Linked DNA regions of Homo sapiens: region 1 is linked to region 2. A link is an interaction called in ENCODE POLR2A ChIA-PET data of the cell type or tissue named here. Cell type or tissue: OCI-LY7. All regions are shown on one strand. Each heading gives the region's core, and the rest is flanking DNA. Links, peaks and the distances in the headings are about the cores only.

Region 1 (4,391 bases), core at 264-4,263, 59 kb before region 2:
GCCACTCAGCCATTTCCCCCTCCTCAGATGGGGCACCAATAGCAAGGAGCTCACCCTGCCCGCTCCCAACCCCGCTCCTGCTCTTCCCTGCCCCTCAAGGTTCTGGTTCCATTTTTCCTCTGTCCACAAACTACCTCTGAACAGTTGTGTTGTTTTTTGTTCAATGTTCCATTCTTCCACATCCGTCATTGCTGCTGCTACCAGCGCCAAATATTCATCCTCACTGCCTCCTGTTCTGCCCACGATCCCCTCCCGCAAGATACTCTTTGTAGGGAAGAGGGGCTGGGGCATGGCAGGCTGGGTGACCGCCTACCCCAGTCCCAGGGAAGGTGGGGCCCTGCCCCTAGGATGCTGCAGCAGAGTGAGCAAGGGGTCCCGAATCAACCATAAAGGGCGTAGGGGCCACCTCCTCCCCCTGTTCTGTTGGGGAGGGGTGACCATGATTTGTCCCAGCCTGGGGCTCCCCCTCTGGTTTCCTATTTGCAGTTACTTGAATAAAAAAAAATCCTTTTCTGGAAAAAAAAAGAAAGAAAATAGTTCAGCCATCTCTCAATAGGGAATTGGATAACTAAATTATGGTCCATCCATAAAATTAAATATGGTTCAGTTCTACCTATCCTGTCATGGTAAGATATCTTAGAATACATTATTGAGTTTTAAATAAAGTAGAAGACGACCAGGTGAGGTGGCTCACGCCTGTAATCCCAGCACTTTGGGAAGCCGAGGCAGGTGGATCATGAGGTCAGGAGTTCGAGACCAGCCTGGCCAACATAGTGAAACCCCATCTCTACTAAAAATACAAAAAATTAGCCGGACATAGTGGTGGGCACCAGTAATCCCAGCTATTTTGGATGCTGAGGCAGGAGAAACTCTTGGACCTGGGAGGCGGAGGTTGCAGTGAGCCAAGATCAAGCCACTGTACTCCAGCCTGGGTGACAGAGACAGACTGTCTCAAAAAAAAGTTGAAGACAGTATTACAGTATGATCCCAATACAATGTTTATTTCACTGTATGTACTCCTGGGAAAACTAGGAGCATGTACAGCAAACTTGAATATCTTGGGGCAGGAGAGAGTACAAGACTTAGGCATTCAGAGTAGTATGTATCTGTAATTCAGTAAGATATGTGTTCTCTTAATAACCAGGAGGAAAAAAACTACTTAAAAAAAAAAGATTGGCTGGACCCGGTGGCTCATGCCTGTAATCCCAGCACCTTGGGAGGCCGAGGCGTGCGGATCACCAGGTCAGGAGATCGAGACCATCCTGGCCAACATGGTGAAACCCTGTCTCTAATAAAAATTCAAAAATTAGCTGGGTGTGATGGCACATGCCTGTAATCCCAGCTACTCAGGAGGCTGAGGCACGAGAATCGCTTCAACCCAGGAGGCGGAGGTTGCAATGAGCTGAGATCGAGCCACTGCACTCCAGCCTGGGTGATAGAGACTCTGTCTCAAAAAAAAGAAAAAAGTTGAAGACAGTATTATAGTATGATCCCAATACAATGTTTATTTCATTGTATATACTCCTGGAAAAACTAGAAGCATGTACAGCAAACTTAACAATGAATATCTTGGGGCAGGAGAGAGTACAAGACTTGTACATTCAGAGTAAAATATATCTATAATTCAGTAAGATATGTGTTCTCTTAATAACCAGGAGGAAAAAAACTACTTAAAAAAAAAAAGATTGGCTGGACCCGGTTGCTCATGCCTGTAATCCCAGCACCTTGGGAGGCCGAGGTGGGCGGATCACGAGGTCAGGAGATCGAGACCATCTTGGCCAACATTGTGAAACCCTGTCTCTAATAAAAGTACAAAACTTAGCTGGGTGTGGTGGCATATGCCTGTAATCCCAGCTACTCGGGAGGCTGAGGCAGGAGAATTGCTTGAACCCAGGAGGCGGAGGTTGCTGTGAGCCAAGATCACACCACTGCATTCCAACCTGGCAACAGAGCAAGACTCCGTCACCAAAAAAAAAAAAAAAAAAAAGATTGATAGAAAATCAAATCTTGGCTGGGCACAGTAATCCCAGCACTTTGGGAGGCTAAGGCAGGTGGATCATTTGAGATCAGGAATTCGAAACCAGCCTGGACAACATGGTGAAACCCCATCTCTACTAAAAATAGAAAAATTAGCCAGGCATGGTGGTGCACACCTATAATCCCAGCTACTCGGGGGGCTGAGACAGAAGAATCACTTGAACCCAGAAGGTGGAGGTTACAATGAGCCAAGATTGTGCCACTGCACTCCGGCCTGGGCGACAGAGGGAGACTCCGTCTAAAAAAAAAAAAAGAAAAGAAAATCTTTTATAAAAGCACGTTAGCCCAAAACAGTGTGAGGACGATGGTCATCTTGTTCTTCTTTCTTAAGCATCCTGTTTACATTCATCATTGCCATATGCCACTAATTACTGTCATATGTGTGGAAAGATTACAGTACATGGAAATACATGAACAAGATCTATGTGAACTGTTTGATTTGACGTTTTTCTTTTTCCCAAAAGTATTAGTACTGAAGACCTTCATAAAAAGTTTGGTGCTATGTCCAGAAAGGGATGTAATACTATTCCACCAAAAGGCATTTGGTTTGTTTCCCCCTTCGTTTTTGTTTATAGATGTTTGGAAGACCATGCCATTAGGAGAGTGTAATTTTAGGGCCACATCTGTTCTGTGTTGATATTGAGATAAATCATCCATCATGATTTTCCACTTTGCTTCAACTCTGCAGCTCCAATTTATAGGTGATCTGGCAGTGCGCTAAGCACTTTACAGTTTTAAATCCTATTTAACTTTTGCAAAAAAAAAAAATACTTTTTGTGGGCCAGGTGCTGTGGCTCATGCCTGTAATCCTAGCACTTTGGGAAGCTGAGGTGGACAGATCACTTGAGGTCAGGAGTTTGAGACCAGCCTGGCCAATATGGCGAAACCCTGTCTCTACTAAAAATACAAAAATTAGAACTGGGTGCTGTGGCTCACGCTTGTAATCCAGCACTTTGGGAGGCCGAGGTGGGCAGATCACCTGAGGTCAGGAGTTCAAGACCAGCCTAGCCAACATGGTGAAATCCTGTCTCTACTAAAAATAGAAAAATTAGCTGGGCGTTGTGGCAGGTGTGTGTAATCCCAGCTACTCAGGAGGTTGAGGCAGGAGAATCCCTTGTACCCGGGAGGTGGAGCTTGCAGTGAGCTGAGATTCACCACTGCACTCCAGCCTGGGTAACAGCAAGACTCCATCTCAAAAATAAATAAATAAATAAAAGGCTGGGAGCGGTGGCTCACACCTGTAATCCCAGCACTTTGGGAGGCCGAGGCAGTCGAATCACGAGGTCAGGAGTTAGAGATCAACCTGGCCAACATGGTGAAACCTCGTGTCTACTAAAAATACAAAAATTAGCTGGGCGTGGTGGCGAGTGCCTGTAATCCCAGCTACTCAGGAGGCTGGGGCAGGAGAATTGCTTGAACCCGGGAGGCAGAGGTTGCAGTGAGCTGAGATCGTGCCATTGCGTTCCAGCCTGGGCGACAAGAGCAAGACTCCATCTCAAAAAATAATAATAATAAAATAAATAAAAATTTAAAAATAATAAAATTAAATAAAATTAAAAATTAGCTGGGTGTGATGGCACACACCTGTAATCCCAGCTACTCGGGAAGCTGAGACAAGAGAATCGCTTGAACCTGGGGGGCGGAGGTTGCAGTGAGCCAAGATCTCGCTGCTGCACTCCAGCCTGGGTGACAGAGCAAGACTCTGTCTCAAAAAAAAAAAAAAAAAGAAGGCCAGGTACGGTGGCTCATGCCTGTAATCCCAGCACTTTGGGAGGCTGAGGAGGGTGGATCACCTGAGGCCAAGAGTTCGAGACCAGCCTGGCCAACATGGTGAAACCCCGACTCTACTAAAAGTACAACAAATTAGCTGGGCGTGCTGGTGGGTTCCTGTAATCCCAGCTACTTGGGAGGCTGAGGCCGAAGAATGGCTTGAATCTGGGAGGCGGAGGTTGCAGTGAGCTGATATCACACCACTGCACTCCAGCCTGGGCGACAGAGGAAGTCTCTGTCTCAAAAACAAAAAAACAAAAAAAACACAAAAAAACCTTTGTGGCAGATGCAAGATTATCCCCTTTTCCAGATGAAGAAGGCGAGGCTACAGAAATTAACTTTTTGAAACTCACACACCTGGAAGTTGGCTAAATTGGTAATTAAACCTAAATCTGTCGGAATCCAGAGCTGGCCCACACAGCCAAAACGTGGTTACTTTGAAAGAGTGTAATTTTCAGTAACCCATTCATGCAACAATATGAGTAGATTGCTCTGTTGGGTGCACTATGCCAGCTATTGAAAGGATGCACAAGAGATGTCAGTGTGGTCTCTGCTCTCTAGGACCATAATGGTCTGATGGGAAA
Region 2 (4,391 bases), core at 121-4,120:
GGTGGAAACAACCCACGTGTCCTTAGATGAGTAGATAAACAAACCAAGGTGCGTCTTTCGGTACAATGGAATATTACTCAGCCTTGTAAAGGCAAGTGACACATGCTACAACATGGAGGAACTTTGAGGACATTATTCTAAGTGGTAGAAGCCAATCACAAAAGGACAAATGCTGTATGACTCCATGAATCTTGAGGTGTGCCTGGCACAGTCAGATTCATAAAGACAAAGTAGATTAGAGGCTGCCAGGAACTGGGGGGAAGGAATGACTTAGTTTCTAATAGGGACAGAGTTTCTGCTTAGAATGCTTAACAAGTTCTGGATATGGTGCGGATGGTTGCACATTTTATGTTATATATGTTTTATGACAATTAAGAAATGACCTGTAAGCCTGCCATCTGGATAACTCCAGTAAACACATCTTAATTTATGTGAACTATGGTGTGTATTTGTAATATATATGTGTTACCTAAAGTTACACATGTTTAAAAAATTCAGGCCAGGTGCAGTGGCTCACATCTGTAATCCCAGCACTTTGGGAGGTTGAGGTGGGCAGATCATTTGAGCTCAGGAGTTCAAGGTCACCCTGGGCAACATAGACCCCATGTCTACAAAAAAATTTTTAAATTAGCTGGGCATGGTGGTGTGTCCCTATGGTCCCAGCTTCAATGCACACGGGAGCTACTCAGGAGGCTGAGGTGGGAGGATTGCTTGAGCCCAGAAGGTGGAGGTTGCAATGAGCTGTGGTTGCATCACTGTACTCCAGCCTGGGTAACACAGTGACACCCTCTCAAAAAAAAAAAAAAAAAATTAAACCATGGAAGGCATAAAATTAGAAATACATCTACTTCCCAATCCACTGAATTTATTGTCTCTCCCCAAAATAAGTTTCTGGTTCTACTTTTGTAAAAATAGTTTTGTGCTTTTCCTTAACTATATATATTATAAAAAATATTCTGCCAGGCACGGTGGCTCATGCCTGTAATCCCAGCACTTTGAGAGGCCAAGGCTGGTGGGTCACCTGAGGTCAGGAGATCTAGACCATCCTGGCTAACACGGTGAAACCCCGTCTCTACTAAAAATACAAAAATTAGCCAGGCGTGGGTGGTGGTCGCCTGTAGTTTCAGCTACTTGGGAGGGTAGGGCAGGAGAATCGTTTGAACCCAGGAGGTGGAGGTTGCAGTGAACCGAGATTGTGCCACTTCACTTAAGCTGGGGCGACAGAGACCCCGTATGAAAAAAAAAATACGAGGCCGTGCTGTGCACAGGGACATTCTGTGCAGCGTCAGTGCACCCCTTAATCATCAGTACTGCAGAATCCATTCTGCAGAAGGAACAATTTCCGCAACCCTTCTGCTACTGGTGGACACTTGTTTTCCAGTCTTGAACATAATTATTTCAGTCTGTGCTGTCATGAACATATTTTGCCATAATATTCCAAGGATATGCAGAAGTCAAGTTCCTTGCAGTGAAATTCCTGGGTCTCAGATTGTGTGCATTGACATGTCTCATGGGTGCTGCCCGATTACCCTCCAACAATAACAGGTGCAAGTGCCTGTTTGCCTGCCCCTCATCAGCACCACTATCATTAAGTGCTTTCATTTGGTTTTTATTGTTTTTACCAACCTCAGATTTGATCAGTACTCCCTTGCTTTTATTTGCCTTAGCTGCTATTCTTTTTTCTTTCTTCCTTTTTTTTTTTTTTTTTTTTTTTTTGAGACGGAGTTTCACTCTCCATCTGGCACATGATTACAGGCATGTGCCACCATGCCCGGCTGATTTTGTATTTTTAGTAGAGACGGGGTTTCTCCATGTTGGTCAGGCTGGTCTCAAACTCCTGACCTCAGGTGATCCGCCTGCCTTGGCCTCCCAAAGTGCTGGGATTACAGGCGTGAACCACTGCACCCGCCTTTTTTTTTTTTTTTTTTTTTTTTTTTTTTTTTTTTTTTCCTTAAGACAGTCTTGCTCTGTCGCCCTGGCTGGAGTGCAGTGGCACAGTCTTGGCTCACTGCAACCTCCCCCTCCTGGGTTCAAGTGATTTTCCTGCCTCAGCCTCCTGAATAGCTGGGATTACAGGCATGCGCCACCGCGCCTGGCTAATTTTTGTATTTTTACTAGAGACAGGGTTTCACCATGTTGGCCGGGCTGGTCTCAAACTCCTCACCTCAGGTGATCCGCGGGCCTTGGCCTCCCAAAGCACTGGAATTACAGGTGTGAGCCACCGCACCCTGGCCCCTAGCTGCTATTTCTTTTCTTTATTTTTATTTATTTATTTATTTATTTTGAGTCAGAGTCTCACTCTGTTGCCCAGGCTGGAGTGCAGTGGTGCTATCTCGGCTCACTGCAACCTCCACCTCCCAGGTTCAAGCAATTCTCCTGCCTCAGCCTCCCGAGTAGCTGGGATTACAGGCATGGGCCACCACACCTGCCTAATTTGTGTATTTTTAGTAGAGACGGGGTTTCACCATATTGGTCAGGGTGGTCTCGAACTCCTGATCTCATGATCTGGCCGCCTTGGCCTCCCAAAGTGCTAGGATTACAGGTGTGAGCCATGGCGCCCGGCCCCAGCTGCTATTTTGTGAGTGCTCCTCTGAGACAGGCCACGAGGCATGGCCTTTGCCTACATTACCACATCTCAGCCTCACACCCCCTGAAGTTGGAGAGGTAGAATTGGCCGCTTTCACAGATGAGTGCACTGAGTCTCAGATGGACACATTAGCTGTTTTCGTCTGTCCAGAGCCTCCTGCCCTGGAGTTTCAGTATGGTCTTAACGGATCTCTCTGCAATTGTATCATATATTCTGTTCCAGAGAAAACAGCCACACTAAGCCCGCCTCACCGTCTGTTGCTGCAGGCCTCAGCCTTGCTTTGTCTAAAGGCTGCAGACAGTCTGGCAAGGACAGCGCGTCACGACACAGCTCTCGCTGGCCACTTAAATCTTCCAGTGTCTCTCTCTTTATAAACAACCCTCTGGTGACCTCCTTTGTGCTATTTTTTTTCCTTCTTTGGGTAAATTCTCAGCAGGGGGATTTTGGAGTGAGAGTATAATCTTTTTTGGAACTTTCAAGGGACCTGGCTGGCTTGTCCTCTCTGCGTGGCAAACACATATGCCCAGGTTAGCCCGGCAGCCACCCTGTCTACCCAGGGAGCCCCTCCGTGGGCTTCAGGTTAGGGGCAAACCAGGAGCTCTGCAGTCTCTTGAGCGTCTGCTCCGCTTCCTCTTGCTGGAGCTAGGAGCTTGTGCTCTCTGCGATCCTCTCAGGCCTCCCCCTTAGCTTTCTCCTGGCTGTGGGATTTGGGGTCCCTCCCCCTCGCCTGGCTCTGCAGTTGGGGTATTTCCTGGACTGAGGTCAGTTCCTCCCCTGTTGAGGGCTGAGGGAGACTGTGCTTGATGAGGTTTTGTGTGTGTTGGGGTCGGGGGGGTGCTGGCTGCTTGTATCGTCCCTGAGTCCCCCTCCTTCAGTGCCGCCTCAGAGGTACCCACCCTCCTCACTAGGAGGGCTGAGGCCTGGGGGAGGGCCTCTCTCCACCCTCGGGAAGCCTCTGCCTCTGCCTCATGGCCTGTCACTGGCTGTGTGGCTATGGGCAGCTCCCTTGGGTTCTCTGTACCTCCATGTTCCTTTGGTATAAGACTCAGAGAGTTGGGTCTTCCACTGTCGTCAGGTGGGGGCATAACATGAAAGGGGCCTTGTAGCAGGGGTGGCAGCACTTGGAGCCCTCGGAGGGGTGTATGGGTGGGGAGCAGCCTCTGAGGGCTAAACCTTGGTCCTTGTCAGGCCAGCATCCCTGAGGATGGTAACCTTGCCTTCTGCCCTGTGGGCTAGGACCCCTTTGGCACTAGATCAGTGGATTTGACCTGAACCCCTAAGTGCTGGGCCTGGTCTTGCGTAAGCAAGAGGCCCAGGGAAGTTATTTTTTTCATGTTTGGGTCATCCTCTACCCATGACCTAGTCAGCTGGCCCCTCGGCCCACGGGCCCATCTTCCCTATCAGTCTCCATGGGGCAACAGAGGTTTGGTCTAGGAATTGAGTAGGAACCACAGCCAGCAGGGGTCTGTCCTTCAGACAAGGTGGCTCCCAGACTGAAGCCCCAGCCTTGAGGGGCCCAAACGAGCTGACACCAGGACCCCTGCAGGCCCAGGCCACTCCCCACATCTGTGCTGCTGCTGTTTGGTGAAGCCTACTAGTGTGACAGGAAGGGAGAGAGGTGACCTCGTGTATATCCCCCTACTGGAGCTTGTTCCAGAATGCTGGGCATAGACACAAGCCACGCAGTGACCTGGAGGCAGCTTCTGTCCTCCTAGGGGAGGCCAGGGAGGGGCCCTCTCTGAGTCAAGGCTGTGTGGAGACCCCTGAGCAGATCTGGGAGAGTGGTCCCTGTGCATAATGAACC

The links. ChIA-PET counts read pairs that join two places held together with the same protein. Peaks named below come from ENCODE experiments on the same cell type or tissue, not always from the same donor. Only the 100,000 strongest peaks of a DNase experiment are listed, where the experiment ranks them.
Region 1: POLR2A ChIA-PET joins it to region 2 with 8 read pairs; 20 of 35 experiments call an interaction of 5 or more read pairs at or near these places.

What each region holds. Positions count from the first base shown.
Region 1 is chr12:110,424,741-110,429,131 of GRCh38, reverse strand. It overlaps the pseudogene HMGA1P3. Among named protein-coding and RNA genes, the nearest start is that of ANAPC7, 23 kb to the right of the region's middle. RefSeq lists an enhancer at 1-334. In OCI-LY7, for the core only: no CTCF peak of the experiment used is centred there; no DNase peak of the experiment used is centred there.
Region 2 is chr12:110,365,867-110,370,257 of GRCh38, reverse strand. LOC124903014 (a long non-coding RNA gene) reads left to right here. Exons shown (of 2, transcript XR_007063457.1): 2 at 1-436. Among named protein-coding and RNA genes, the nearest start is that of ANAPC7, 36 kb to the left of the region's middle. RefSeq lists enhancers at 2,745-3,612, 3,613-4,391. In OCI-LY7, for the core only: no CTCF peak of the experiment used is centred there; DNase peaks (open chromatin) are centred at 1,587 and 2,607; H3K4me3 peaks cover 549 bases; H3K27ac peaks cover 1,084 bases.